Linked DNA regions of Homo sapiens: all the other regions are linked to region 3. Evidence: chromatin contacts called from ENCODE Hi-C or POLR2A ChIA-PET data. All regions are on one chromosome and are shown on one strand. The core of a region is the stretch at or near the end of the contact, and the rest is flanking DNA. Distances in the headings are between cores, read along the strand shown. Region 1 overlaps LOC124904746 (a long non-coding RNA gene). Region 2 overlaps MYH14 (myosin heavy chain 14). Region 3 holds the start of IZUMO2 (IZUMO family member 2).

The links. A loop is a pair of places that touch in the nucleus more often than their neighbours do. ChIA-PET counts read pairs that join two places held with the same protein, here RNA polymerase II (POLR2A). Pooled maps may share reads with other maps.
Region 1: a loop to region 3 is called in a pooled map, with 2.9 times the contacts of the local background. The contact joins the enhancer-like site here to the promoter of IZUMO2 in region 3. A Hi-C loop is called at or near these places in 1 of 168 maps with a recorded cell type or tissue (PC-9) and 3 of 50 pooled maps. POLR2A ChIA-PET finds 5 or more read pairs at or near these places in 6 of 52 experiments (Caco-2, HEK293, PC-9 and 2 more).
Region 2: a map of PC-9 shows a loop between it and region 3 (5-fold over the local background). The contact joins the enhancer-like site here to the promoter of IZUMO2 in region 3. A Hi-C loop is called at or near these places in 3 of 168 maps with a recorded cell type or tissue (Calu3, PC-9 and breast epithelium) and 3 of 50 pooled maps. POLR2A ChIA-PET finds 5 or more read pairs at or near these places in 3 of 52 experiments (Caco-2, HEK293 and PC-9).

The regions. Positions count from the first base shown.
Region 1 is chr19:50,197,324-50,202,128 of GRCh38, reverse strand. All of the region lies in intron 1 of LOC124904746 (a long non-coding RNA gene), which reads left to right. Among named protein-coding and RNA genes, the nearest start is that of MYH14, 3.9 kb to the left of the region's middle. Within about 2 kb of position 3,217, at least 9 of the 41 ENCODE cell types and tissues checked have a DNase peak (open chromatin) inside an H3K27ac peak, as active enhancers do.
Region 2 is chr19:50,213,238-50,218,005 of GRCh38, reverse strand. MYH14 (myosin heavy chain 14) reads right to left here. Exons shown (of 43, transcript NM_001145809.2): 3 at 235-391. Among named protein-coding and RNA genes, the nearest start is that of MYH14, 12 kb to the right of the region's middle. RefSeq lists an enhancer at 2,190-2,765. Within about 2 kb of position 2,570, at least 15 of the 41 ENCODE cell types and tissues checked have a DNase peak (open chromatin) inside an H3K27ac peak, as active enhancers do; they include PC-9 and breast epithelium, where a contact is called at or near this core.
Region 3 is chr19:50,161,650-50,166,343 of GRCh38, reverse strand. It overlaps IZUMO2 (IZUMO family member 2), which reads left to right and starts at 3,063. Exons shown (of 7, transcript NM_152358.3): 1 at 3,063-3,381; 2 at 3,531-3,605. The coding sequence starts at 3,150.

The sequences.
Region 1 (4,805 bases), core at 1,968-4,467, 36 kb before region 3:
TATATAAGACAGTTCCTCTCATCACTCTCTCTCGTTTAACCCCGCTTTGCTTTTTCTCATAGCACTGGGAGTGTTTGCTAATTTATCTGTTTATCATCTGTCTCCTCACTAGAATTTAAGTCCCACGAGGACAAAGATCTTTATTTTGTTCAGTGCCGAATCCTCAGTGCCTGGCACACAGTAGGTGTTTAATAAGTGTTTGTTGAGTAAATGGTAATGAGTGCTTGTATTGAGTGGATTAAGTGAATTAGTGCCTACAAAGCTCTTAGTACAGTCCTGGCACCAGGGAAAAGGCTGAATAAGAAAGTACTGGCCAGGAGCGGTGGCTCACGCCTCTAATTCCAGCACTTTGGGAAGCTGAGGCAGGCAGATCACTTGAAGTCAGGAGTTCGAGAGCAGCCTGGCCAACATGGTGAAACCCCGTCTCTACTAAAAATACAAAAATTATCCAGGCATAGTGGCCCACGCCTGTAATCCCAGCTTTTCGGGAGGCTGAGGCAGGAGAATCACTGGAACCCAGGAGGCGGAGGTTGCAGTGAGCGGAGATAGCACCACTGCACTCCAGCCTGGGTGGCAGAGTGATTCCATCTCAAAAAAAAAAGAAAGAAAAGAAAAAGAAAATACTGATTATCATGACTATTGCCATTTATTGTCCTACAAACAGCATGCAGGAGAGAAACTATATACATACGAAGTCTAGCGTACGAGCAAGAAGCCAAAGAAATATGAAAGGAAATGTTGGGAGATAAGAGATGGGCAGAAAAGAGACAAGAGAAGCTGGAGTTGGGTGCTGAGGGCAGACACAGATTCAAGCATCCAACTCCCAATGCACTTGCTCAGCAACAGCAAAGGTGAATCACAGGACCATCCCTGTGGTCATAGTGTCAAGATTGCCATGGCTTTGAGATTGCCACAGCCACCTTCCACTTCTTTGCAGATGGGGAAACAACATCCTGGGGAGAAAAGGACCTTTCTGAGAGTACTCGCAGTGATAACACAGCTCACAGTTGTGAGGTCTGATTGTGTGCTGGAAACATGACTGTCATTATGTCAGTGCATCCTCATGCCAGCCCCGTGAGGCTGGCATGGTCATTACCCCACTTTATAGGCTAGCAACATGTCCAGGGTCTCCTGACTACTGCTAATGGCGGATCTGGGCTCCAACTCCTAGGAAACAGGCCCCTGCAGGCATCTGTCTTAACCAAGACAGAGCTGAGGGCTCCTGTCACTCTGGCTGGAGCGTGCTCCATGGAAACATCCTACAGTAAAGATAATGAGTGCTGCTGTGTATGGAGTGCTGACTGTGTGCTGGACATTTTGCCCTTTTATGTATTAACTCATTGGATTCTCTCCACAACCCTACGAGGCTGGTGCTTTTATTATCCCCATTTGATGGATAGAAAACTGAGGTCCACGCCAGGCACAGTGGCTCACCCCTGTAATCCCAGCAATTTTTGGGGCTGAGGTGGGAGGATCACCTGAGGCCAGGAGTTTGAGACCAGCCTACCCAACATGGTGAAACCCTATCTCTACTAAAAATACAAAAATAAGCCAGGCATGACAGTGGGCGCCTGTAGTCCCAGCTACTTGGGAGGCTGAGGCAGGAGAATTGCTTGAGCTCGGGAGGTGGAGTTTGCAGTGAGCCAAGATTGTGCCATTGCACTCCAGCCTGGGTGACAGACTGAGACTCTATCACAAAAAACTCAAAAAAAAAAAAAAAAAAAAGAGAGAGAAGAAAGAAAGAAAGAAAGAGAAAGAAAGAAAAATTGAGGTCCAGAGACATGAAAGTCCTGTTCCCAACGGTGCTAGGAAAGAGTATGGACTGGGACACAACAGAATTTCAAACAGGAAAGAAGGCACTGGGCACCCACATTTTAACTATAATCTGCCTGGTAACTGGTGATGTCATCAACACTACCCAGGGCTAGATTTAGCCTGGGATTACCCAGGTAGATTTACCTGGCAACTTGTGATATCATCATGCCCACCAGGTTCTAAATTGACCTCATAATTGGAGATGTCATCAATTCTGCTCAGTCTATGAGGTAATTGATGACATCACTGAGTGATAGTAATGAGCTTTCTTTTGCGGAGGGCATTCTATGTGGTGGACGGCTGTATCAGCATTTTGAAAGTTGCTGGTATTTATTGAGTGCTTACTGTGTTCCAGGCACAGTTCTAAGCCCCTTCTGTGTGCTAAATCCTATAATCCTCCTGATAACGCTAAGTGGTAAGTTCTAATGTCAAACCCATTTTACAGATGAGGACACTGAGGCACAGCTGACCAAGGTTGCACAGTTTAAAGGTGGCAGAGCCTGCATTCAAATCAATGTAGTCTGCACAGTTTAAAGGTGGCAGAGCCTGAATTCGAATCAATGTAGTCTGGCTGTAGAGCTTGGGCTGCACAAAGCCAGCAGAGGGAGGCTGAGACCCAGAAAATCAAGTCCAAAGGAGGCACTCCACTGCCTCTAAGTTCTCCATCTGTCCTCCATCCAGGCCTGCCAGAGAAGGTCCTCAGGATAAAGCCCCAAACTCATTATCTCAGGGATCAAGGCCACCCCGTCAGCCATCCCTCTCTGAACTCCAGGCACTGGGATCATTCACATTAAATTGTGAGTCCTTGGCTGTCCAGGGCTGACCCCTCTGTGGGTCCTGTGGGTATCAGCTGCAGCAGAGAGGGAACCCAGACAGTGAAGGGGGATGGAATACCACGACGGGTGTGTGCCGGGGAAAAGGAAAGGGGAATATGGGGGCATTCTGAGCCTCCAGGGAAGCTGGATTCCCACCAGCTGGCACAGCCCCCAGACGTGACCTCGTTATGCAGAATCTGAGTAAGGAGCAGCACAGGTGTGGGGAAAGCCAGCAAGGAACTAAGCTGATGAAAACAAAAAGCTGTCAGCACCAAAAGACAGGGTGAGAAAAAAAGAAAAAGAAGATAAAAAGTTGGAGCTGAAAGGGGAAGAGACGGGAGAACCAAGGACAGGGCAGCTTTGTGGAAGAGAGTTTGGGGGGAAATTTTGAGCAAAAAAAATTAGGGAGCAGTTTCCATGCCTGATGGAGGGAAAGGGGCCTGAGTCTTACTAGAGCAAAAGGAGGAAGAGGGTGCTAAGTTTTGCCATGGGTCCTGACTGCAATCCTGCCTGGGCATTTTCTCTGCAGCAAAGACTGGAATGGTTCCAGTATTTTATTTTTGGTCGCTGGGCTGTTGTTTTCCTGCATGTGACTCGGAGCTGGAACTGGCTCTGAGACAAGAGCAAGCTAGCAACCCCGTGTGGGTCACAGATGAGTGACAGGTTCAGTTCTGCAACAATTATTTTTTGAGTGCCTACTGTGTGCCAAGAATTGTTCTAGACCAGGGGTCAGCAAACTTCTTCATGTAAAAGGCCAGACAGTAGATAGTTTCAGCTTTGCGGGACAGAAGCCTTGGCTCCAATTGTGCCACACTGTCCTTGCAGTATAAAAGCAGCCAGAGACAATATGCAAATGAATAGGTGAGGTAGTGTTCCAATAAAACTTTATTTATGCAGACAGGAGGAATTTGGCCAGTGGGCTATAGTCTGTAGTTTGCAGACTCCTGTTTATTGTTATTTCGTTTGTTTTTGTTGTTGTTGTTGTTTTTGTTTGTTTGTTTTGAGATGGGGTCTCACTCTGTCACCCAGGCCAGAGTGCAGTGGCACAATCATGGCTCACTGCGGCCTCAACCTCCTGGGCTCGAGCGATCCTTCCAACTAAGCCTCCTGAGTAGCTGGGACTACAGGCACTTGCCACCATGCCCAGCTAATTTTTTTTTTTTTTTTTTTTTGAGACAGAGTGTTGCTCTGTCCCCCAGGCTGGAGTGCAGTGGTGTGATCTTGGCTCACTGCAACCTCTGCCTCCCGGTACAAGCGATTCTCCTGCCTCAGCCCTCCGAGTAGCTGGGATTACAGATGCGCTCCACCACGCCCAGCTTTTTTTTTTTTTTTTTGTATTTTTAGTAGAGAAGGGGTTTCACCATGTTGGCCAGGCTGGTCTTGAACTCCTGACCCCGTGATCCACCCAACCCGGCCTCCCAAAGTGCTGGGATTACAGGCGTGAGTCACCGTGCCTGGCCCTGGCTAATTTTTTTTTTTAAGATTTTGTAGAGACAGGGTCTCGCTGTGTTGTCCAGGCTGGTCTGGAACTTCTGGGCCTAAGCGACCCTCCCACTTTGGCCTCCAAAACCGTTGGGATTACAGATGTGAGCCACTGTGCCCCACCCAGACTTCACCCAGACACAGAGGAGGCGACAGGTGCAAAGACATGATCCTGGCTCTCACAAAACTCAGGTATTAATCTACTCCCTATATGGCAGGCAGAGGGAACCACATCCTGCAGGCAGTTGGATCCTGTTTCTTCCTGGCTCAGAATCCTCCTCTGGCTCTGGTCATACTCAGAGTGAAAACAGAGTCTTCCCCCACATGGCCCTGCTCCATCTGGTCCCCTCTGTCCCCTCTCTGCCCTCTCTGCCCCCACCTCTTGCTCTCTCCTCCTTCCTCATTCCATTCCAGCCACAATGGCTTTCTTAATGTCCCCAAAACACACCAGGCTCAGTCCTGCCTCAGGGCCTTTGCATGTGCCATTCTCTAACTGCAATGCTCTTCCCCTGGATAACCGCTTGGGCTCCTTCTCTCCCCCACAGCGTTTGTTCAGCTATCACCTCCTTGGTGAGGTCTTCCTTGAGCACCCATCCCCCTGGACCCCTGACACCCTCATTTGGCTCTATGCTTTCTTTTGCCGCAGCACCCTCCTTCCAACATGCCTTATAATTTATTTACTACCTTTATGTT
Region 2 (4,768 bases), core at 1,321-3,820, 52 kb before region 3:
ATAATAATAACAATAATAAAAGAGACAATGAACATGGAGACAGGTAAAAAGACTCTAGGACCTAGCACCTCACCCACTCAGGCCTCTACTTGTGCTCCCTCCAGCCCCCTAAGAAGCCCTACAGAGTCAAGTCTACAAGCTGTCATTTGACCTGGACTCTGGCTTCCGGCAGCCCCAGGTCAGGCCCCCGTTGAAGAGCCGCCTCGCTGGCCTACAGCCCCACCCAGCACTCACCCTGCAGCATGCTCCGATAGGCCCCCTCGGTCACTGCGTACACGTGGGGTGGCACCTCGTGGCGCTTCTTGCCCCGGTACATCTCCACAATGGCTTCTGTGTAGATGGGAAGCTGCTTGTACGGGTTGATGACCACACAGAAAAGGCCGGAGTACGTCTGCAGTGGGTGAGAGGGGAGAGGGTCTCAGATGGCTGCCCACGGCCTGAAAGGCGTCATGGGGCTGCTGAGCAGGCCGTGCACTGCACAAGGGCATCTATCTGCACATGGTATGTCTACACCATAACAATGTAGATTTGAATGTTTGTTATGAGCATTTTCAGGCTGATGGTAGCAAAGAATCTTTCCAAATTGCACAAAGGCACTGTCTGGGTGAGGATTTGTCCTGAGAGAGAACAAGGCCTTTGCAGCCAGCCAGACTTGGGTCACAGCCTGTGGCTGCCTGGACTCACACAGGAAATGACCATGTGCGAGGTGACCGGTTGAGGCACTCTTTGTAGCAGCAAAAGACTAGAAACGACCTGAATGCATCTTCATACGATGCATTCCTACAAAGCTCTTATGTATAGACATGGGACTGTCTTCAAATCAATATCAAGTAAAAGGAGGTGAGTTGAGGACTGCGTGAGGAGCTACCATTTGCATTAGAAAGGATGGAAGAGGAGGGCCGGGCACGGTGGCTCACGCCTGCAATCCCAGCACTTTGGGAAGCCGAGACGGGTGGATCACGAGGTCAGGAGTTCGAGCCCAGCCTGGCCAGCATGGTGAAACCCCATCTCTACTAAAAGTACAAAAAAAATTAGCCAGGTGTGGTGACACATGCCTGTAGTCCCAGCTACTTGGGAGGCTGAGGCAGAAGAATTGTTTGAACCTGGCAGGCGGAGGTTGCAGTAAGCCAAGATTGCGCCACTGCACTCCAGCCTGGGCAACAGAGCGAGACTCTGTCTCAAAAAAAAAAAAAAAAAAAAAAAAGAAAGGATGGAAGAGGAATCTTTTTATATATTTTTATATATTCATTTGAATATGCATGGACTATCTCTGGAAGGGTGCCTGTGGTATCTGCAATAACCGAAATGCAACAGGAACATACCTGCGGTTTCTACTGATAATAGACACATAACAGTCCTGCTGACATGACCATGCCTAGTCTTTTTTTTTTTTCCCCTCTTTGAGACAGGGTCTTACTCTGTCACCCAGGCTGGAGTGCAGTGGTACAATCATGGCTCACTGCAGCCTCCACCTCCTAGACTAAAGCAATCCTCTCACCTCAGCCTCGAGAGTAGCTGGGATCACAAGTGTGTGTCAATCCACTAGGCTAATTTTTCTTATTTTTAGTAGAGACGGGGTCTCACTACGTTGCCCAGGCTGCTCTTGAATTCCTGGGCTCAACTAATTCTCCCACTACAGCCTCCCAAAGTGCCGGGATTACAGGCTTGAGTCACCGCACCTGGTGTATTTTTTTGTAGACACAGGGTCTCTCTATGTTGCCCAGGCTGGTCTTGAACTCCTGACCTCAAGTGATCTGCCCACCTCGGCCTCCCAAAGTGCTGGGATTAGAGATGTGAACCTTCACACCCGGCCTCAGGACTCTGTAACAGTTTAAGAACAAATCCAGCTCACAAGGGTATCATGTAGGCAAGAGGGGCTCAACACTCACAGAAGCAGTTAAACATAGCTAGAGAGCTAGTTAGCCACTTAGCTAAACCAGCCAGAGAGCTAACTAGCCAAGCTATCTAAAGTTAGCTAGCTAAACTAGCCAGAGAATTACCTGCTTAGTGGCTTAGCTAGTTAGCTACTCTGGGCTTGTCGCTTGACTTTGAAGCCACCCGGGATTCAAATTCAGATGTGTTTTCTAGCTGTGTGTGATAAAGTAGGGTAACCTACTCTGCTAGTCACCCAGCTAGCTGGTTTCTAAGCTGGTTAGCAGCAGGACTATCTTTTTCTTTTGTTTTTTAGAAACAGGATCTCACTTTGTCACCCAGGCTGGAGTGCAGTGGCATGAACACAGCTCACTGCAGCCTCTACCTCCTGGGCTCAAACAATCCTCCCACCTCAGCCTCCCAAGCAGATGGGACCACAGGTATGCACCACCATGCTTGGCCAATTTTTAAAATTTTTACTTTTTGTAGAGATCAGGTCTCACTATGTTGCCCAGGCTGGTCTTGAACCCCTGGCTCAAGTGATCTTCCCACCCCGGCATGCCTGGGATTACAGGCATGAGCCACTGTGCCCGGCCAGCAGAACTGTTTTAAGCTCCCAGGGAGCTTGAGCTTCTCAAGCACAGTAGGGTGTGGCCACCACAGGCTGCCTGGTCCCAGGTGCCAACCTTCTAACGGTGGGAGGGTGGGTGGCCTGGGTGGCCAGCCAGGAGCAGAACAACCGGTTTGCTGGGTGTCTGCCCTCCCTGCCTGAAAGGGCTGCTCCGGGAGCTCCCCCCAGCTCTCAGAGGGTGGGGCGGCCGGACCACATTCCCTGGGAGGGTATCTCATGGCTGCCGGCGCCCCGGCCCCCACTCCTGGCTGGCGGAGGAACCCACTCCCCACGCCACCCTCCCACCCTGGCCCCTCCTGCCAGCCACACCTTGTTTCCAGGGCGACACCCTGGGAACGGAAACCTGAGCTGGTCAACAAGGCTGGGGGGAAGAACAAAGGCTGGTGCACCCCCACAGGGTGGGAGACAGCTGGGGAAGCCCTCCTGGAAGGGTCAGGAATGGCTGCTCCAGCCCTCGGGGCTCTGAAGACAGACCTGCCCCCCCGCTCCCCTCAGCCTGGTGACTTTCCCCATAGTCTCAGTTTCCTCCTTGGGAAACCGAGGGCGACACTCCCCACCTCATTACAAAGGCTGTGGGGATTAGGGGAGATCATGGATAAAAACCAGCCAGGCCGAGGCGGGGCCCATGCAACACACGCCAGATATGGGTCTGGAGACTCTTACATCACTCATCCTACCTGGGAGCCCTAGGCTAACTCGGAATTTTTTGGACGGGGGCGGGTGGGACAGAGTCTGGCTCTGTCGCCCAGGCTGGAGTGTAGTGGCACGATCCTGGCTCACTGCAGCCTCAAACTCTCAGGCTCATCACTCAGACTTTGAAGCCATCCAGTGTTCAAATTCAGATGCAGCATTTTTGAGCTGTGTGTGAATTTGAATGAAGGATGTGTCCTCTCTAAACCTCAGTTTCCAGCCCTGGAAAATGCGGCTTTTAACCCATCACCTAGAAGTGTTCTGAGTGTGAAATCACATAATGCATCTTCCGTGTTTCTCAGAGCGGGGTGTTCTACGAAGGGGTTCCCTCCCTGCCCCAAGGGTCCCAGGAAAGGGACTGAGACTCTTAGCAACTCAAAGCCAAACAGCCTATTAGTGGCAGAAACTGGGTTTCTGGAGCCCTGGATGTCCCACTTTTCACTGGACAACACCACCATCCCCATCATCAGTTGGTCAGTCAACAAACATGTATTAAGCACAGGTCTTAAATAGGGCAGAGTTTGAATCACACCTGTAACATTTTCAGGCCAGGTGGCTCCAGCAAGCAACCTTTCAGGGTCTCAGTGTCTTTAGCTAACGGGGACAGAAATAGTGCTTCCTACATAAGGTGCCTGGGAGTCATCCACAAGTTCATGTGGCATGCAGAGGGTTTAATGTGAACCCCAGCTGGGCACAGCAGTGGCTCAAGCCTGTAAATCCAGCAGTTTGAGAGGCCCAGGCAAGAGGATCACTTGAGTCCAGGAGTTTGAGACTAGCCTGGGTAACATTGTGAAACACTGTCTCTACAACAAATTAAAAAATCAGCCAGGCTTGGTGGTATGTGCCTGTAGTCCCAGCTACTTAGGAGGCTGAGGCAGGAGGATCACTTGAGCCCAGGAGGTTGAGCTGCAGTGAGCTGTAAGCATGCCATTGCACTCCAGCCTGTGTGACAGAGCAAGGCTATGTCTAAAACAAACAAACAAACAAAAAACAGAACATGGACCTTGAAACACTGCATGCTCAATATTTTAGCCACTATCAGCTTCTGTTGGGCAAATGGCTTCCCCTCTCCAAGCTGTGGGAAAAAGAGGGTGATAATCCCTACCTCACAACCTTATGTGGATGGGGAGGGGGTCAATAAGATCATATTGGAAAGAAATTTAGAACAGCACCCAGCAGAGAAAGCAGGTACTCACTAAGTGCTAATGATCTTTATTAAGGCCCAATGTGCTTCCTGTCTGGAATTCTAGAATCTTCTCTCTCACATTCATTTCTTAGGCCCCAAAAGTCTGGCTCCCTGGCCACCACCTTAGCTCAGGCCCTACCACTTTTTCTCCTGAACTTTCTGAATAATCTTCCTAGTGCAATGGCTAGGACCTGGGGTCTGCAGTCACAGTGACCTGGTTTCAAGTTCTAGCTTAGCTGGTTCCTAGTTGTGGGGCTTATGTTCAAATCCTGCCCCCTAGTCTGAGGCTCAGCTTCCCCACCTGCAGAGCGGGGATGACAGCAGATACCTTACAAGGTTGCTGGGAGCGCTCAGAGTATTTATTAAAAGGCAAAGAGTGGCCGGATGCA
Region 3 (4,694 bases), core at 1,814-4,313:
TCGTGCCACTGCACTCCAGCTTGAGCGACAGAGGGAGAACCTTGACTCCAGAAAAAAAAAAAAAAAAAAAAATTATGTCAATGGTATTGAGTTGTAGGTTTCACTGTGGGTTTTTTGTTTGTTTGCTTGCTTTGTTTTGCTCTTTGCTGTTTTCACTTGGATCCATTCATGGCATGGTGTGGACAGGCTCATCTGTTCTTCTAGCTGCTTGCAGGGTCCTGTACCACAGGCGACCCACCTCCCCAGTGAGGACACCCAGCTTGCCTTTGCCTCCCAGTGCCGTCAACAACACAGTGATGGACGTCTGTGCGCCTGGAGAGCGAGTGTGGGAACTTCCTCAGCCACTTTTGCTGGGGTGTGAAATCTGATGATAGTTCATCTAACTTATGTTTTACCAAATTAGCATGGCTGAACCCGATAAACAAAACCGGTTCTGCATCCCAAGCCTTCCTGCCTCACACCCAGGCCTGAGGGTTTGGGGCTTGAAGCTGAGGAATGAGTGGCCTTCCCATCCCATTCTGGCCACCCCTTCTTCAGTCAAACAACAGCCCCTTGACTCCCTGCCTGAAAGGCAGATGGTAATAGGGGATGAGGAAAAGGACGCACACGTTAATATCTCAGGTTGATTTCTCAAATTATGGCCAGCACGGCATTAGGTAGACAACTGGGTGATCCTAAGAAAGGTAGGCGTGGGTGGCAAGGCCTGACTCTCAGTCCGGGAGCAGAGAGAATTTCACTTGGGTGTGAGCACCTCCTTGTGGCCTGATCTCACACTTTGTAATCCCAGCACTTTTTGAGGCCGAGGGGGGTTGCGGATCACTTGAGGTCGGGAGTTTGAGACCAGCCTGGCCAACATGGCAAAACCCCATCTCTACTAAAAATTCAGAAATTAGCCGGGCGTGGTGGCACACGCCTGTAGTCCCAGCTACTCAGGAGGCTGAAGCAGGAGAATCGCTTGAACCTGGGAAGTGGAGGTTGCAGTGAGCTGAGATCGTGCCACTGCACTCCAGCCTGGGTGACAAGAGCAAGACCCCATCTCAAAAATTAAAAAATAAAAAAGGGAACCCAAAGAGTCCTCTCACCCTCTTTTTGCCATGTGAGGATACAAGAAGAGAGCTCCACCAGAACCTGACCTTGCTGGTGCTCTGCTCTTGGATTTCCAGCCTCCAGAGCTGGAAGAAATAAATTCTGTTGTTTATAAGCCACCCAGTCTATGGAGTTTTGTTGTAGAACCTAAACTATTAATAAGACAACTGCCCTCTCCTACTCTGCCTCTCTCTCCTCCTCTCTCCCTCAACGTAGTAATATTTAGTCTTAATTAATTTAATCTCTCTGAATTAATATTTAACTATATATTAATATATCATATTATTTTGACATTTGCTATATCTCTGTGTATACTATTATAATGTCTTTTAGTTGAATTTCTATGATTTAATTGATATTAAATTCATCTACATATATAGAGAGATACAGCGAATGCAAAATGTGAAGTCATATCTGAGTGTTTATTGGGTCATCCTTGCAACTGTTCTCCAGATTTTAAAACTTTCAAGATGAAAATTGCAGGGAAAAACAAAGTGCCCTTCCCTCAGTATACCCTCCCTTGTGGATTCATTGATTTGCTAAATATCTGTTGAACAACTAGTACACGCTAGGCGCTGGACAACAGCAGGGAACCAGACCCTACCTCCTGGCCTCAGGGAACTCTCTTAACTGTATCACACTGTGTATTTGCTTCCCAGCAGGTAATGCAGTTTGTCAGTATTTCAGTTACTCATCTGTGTACCAGGTTTTACGTTTCTCTTCCTGCCACTCCCTCCCATCCCTGCTAGCCTGAACTCTATGAGCAGAGATTGTGTTCGTCTTATGTCAGTCTATCTCTGGAGCCTGGCACATAGTAGGTGCTCAATAAATATTTGTTGAGTTAATTAATTTAAGTACTGCAAGCACAAGAACCTCTTGTTTTTCTCAGCTCTAGCTCTGGGGGCCTTGAACAGCACCTGGCACATAGTAGGTGTTCAATAAATAAATATGTGTTGCATGTAAGGTTGAACGCAGTGGCCTGTAATCCCAGCACTTTGGGAGGCTGAGGCGGGTGAATTACTTGAGGTCAGGAGTTCCAGACCAGCCTGAACAACAGGGTGAAAACCCGTTTCTACTAAAAATACACAAATCAGCTGGGTGTGGTGGTGCGTGCCTGTAATCCCAGCTACACAGGAGGCTGAGGTAGGAGAATCTCTTGAACCTGGGAGGCAAAGATTGCAGTGAGCTGAGATCGCACCACTGAGCTCCAGCCTGTGACACAGAGTGAGACTCCATCTCTCTCTCTCTCTCTCTCTCTCTCTCTCTCTCTCTCTCTCTCTCTCTCTATATATATATATATATATATATATATATATATATATATATAAATTATCTGGGTGTGGTGGCATGGTAACCCCAGCTACTCGGTTGGCTGAGGCACAAAAATAGGTTGAACCTGGGAGGTAGAGCTTGCCGTGACCCGGGATCGCCTCACTGCACTCCAGCCTGGGTGACAGAGCAAGACTCTGTCTCAAAAAAAAAAAAAAAAAAAAAAAAAAAAAACAATATGTGGGCCGGGCGTGGTGACTCACACCTATAATCCCAGCACTTTGGGAGGCCGAGGCGGGCAGATCACCTGAGGTCAGGAGTTTGAGACCAGCCTGGCCAACATGATGAAACCCCGTCTCTACTAAAAATAAAAAATTAGCCGGACGTGGTGGCGCACGCCTGTAGTCCCAGCTACTTGGGAGGCTGAGGCAGGAGAATCACTTGAACCCGGGAGGCGGAGGTTGCAGTTAACCGAGATCACACCACTGCACGCCAGCCTGGGTGACAGAGTTGAGACTCCATCTCGGGAAAAAATAAATAAATAAATAAAATAAAACAATATGTGTTGAATGAATAAATTTAAGAGGAATTAGTAAGTTCCAAGAGGGGTTGAGCAGAGGCTTTCTGTTTTTCTTGACTTTCTCTCTAGGTTCTAGAACCATGCCTGGCACATAGCAGGTGCTCAGCGAACACGTGCCTGTAACACCGTGATGCTCCCTGGGCCTCCTGACCGCGCCCTCGCCTGGGAGGCGGGGCGGGCCGGGTTCTCTCTGTGACGTCACAAAGGCCCCGCCATGCCTCTGGCTTTGACCCTTCTGCTGCTCTCGGGCTTGGGCGCCCCCGGAGGCTGGGGCTGCCTGCAGTGCGACCCCTTGGTGCTGGAGGCCCTGGGTCACCTGCGCTCCGCCCTCATCCCCAGTCGCTTCCAGTTGGAGCAGCTGCAGGCGCGCGCCGGGGCCGTGCTGATGGGCATGGAGGGGCCTTTCTTCCGGGACTACGCGCTGAACGTGTTTGTGGGGAAAGTGGGTGCGTGTTGGGAGAAATTGGGCAGCGGGGCTGGGCGAGGGATGCCGGAGACCACGCCCCCAAGAGGGGTCGGGGCCAGGCCTGGAGGGGGTGAGGTCACTTGGCTCTCTGGGGGGCTCACTGGAGTGTCCTCTCCCTTCTCCCCCCAGAGACAAATCAACTGGACCTTGTGGCGTCCTTTGTCAAGAACCAAACGCAGCACTTAATGGGTAACTCTCTGAAAGGTAGGAGAGACGAGGGAACGCCTTCTCCAGCACCCCTCTTCTTTCCGCCGGTCTGCCCCACCTCCCTTGAATATAAAAATAAGAGCAAACACGCATGCAATGTAGCCTTTTTTTTTTCTTTTTTAAGAGACAGAGCCTCACTGTCGCTCCGGCTGGAGTGCAGTAGCGCCATCACAGCTCACTGCAGCCTCGACCTCCAGGGCTCCAGCGATCCTGCCGCCTCAGCCTCCCAAGTAGCTGGGACCACAGGCATGTGCCACCACACCTGGCTAATTTTCTACTTTTTAATTTTTTGTAGAGACTGGGTCTCATTATATTGCCCAGGCTGGTCTCAAACTTCTGGCCTCAATAAATCCTTGTGTCTCAGCCTCCCAAAGTGCTGGGATTACAGGTGTGAGCCACTGCACCTGGTCATAAACCAAGATACTCTTTTATTTATTTATTTATTTTTATTTTTTGAGACGGTCTCGCCCTGTCACCCAGGCTCGAGTGCAGTGCCACAATCTCTGCTCACTGGAGCTTCCGCCTGCCGGGTTCAAGCGATTTTCCTGCCTCAGCCTCCCGAGTAGCTGGGATTACAGGCACCCACCACCATGCCCGGCTAATTTTTGTATTTTTAGTAGAGACGAGGTTTCACCATGTTGGCCAGGCTGTTCTCAAACTTCTGACCTCAAGTGATCTGCCCGCCTAGGCCTCCCAAAGTGCTGGGATTATAGGCGTAAGCCACCATGCCTGGCCAAACCAAGATACTCTTAACAGGCAGGATATTCCAAGGAAATAGAGGTTACCTTCTGTGAGCCAGGCAAGAGCCAAATTTTTTTGGGGGGGAGCGGGGGATGTGCAGGATTGGGACAACCCAGGCCTGCTCAGTTAATCCTTTATTGCCCGATAAAATATGTCAAATGGAGGGAGATGCTAAGGAGGAAAAAAATAAAGCAGGGACCACGGAATAGCAAGTGCTGTGAGTAGGGGTGGGGATTGCAGCTTAAAGTAGGGCATCCAAAAAAGATGTCCCTTAAAAAGGAGCATGTGAGAAAAGACCTGAAGGGGAGAGGGAAGCAGCCATGAGGGGGTCTAGGGGTAGAAGGG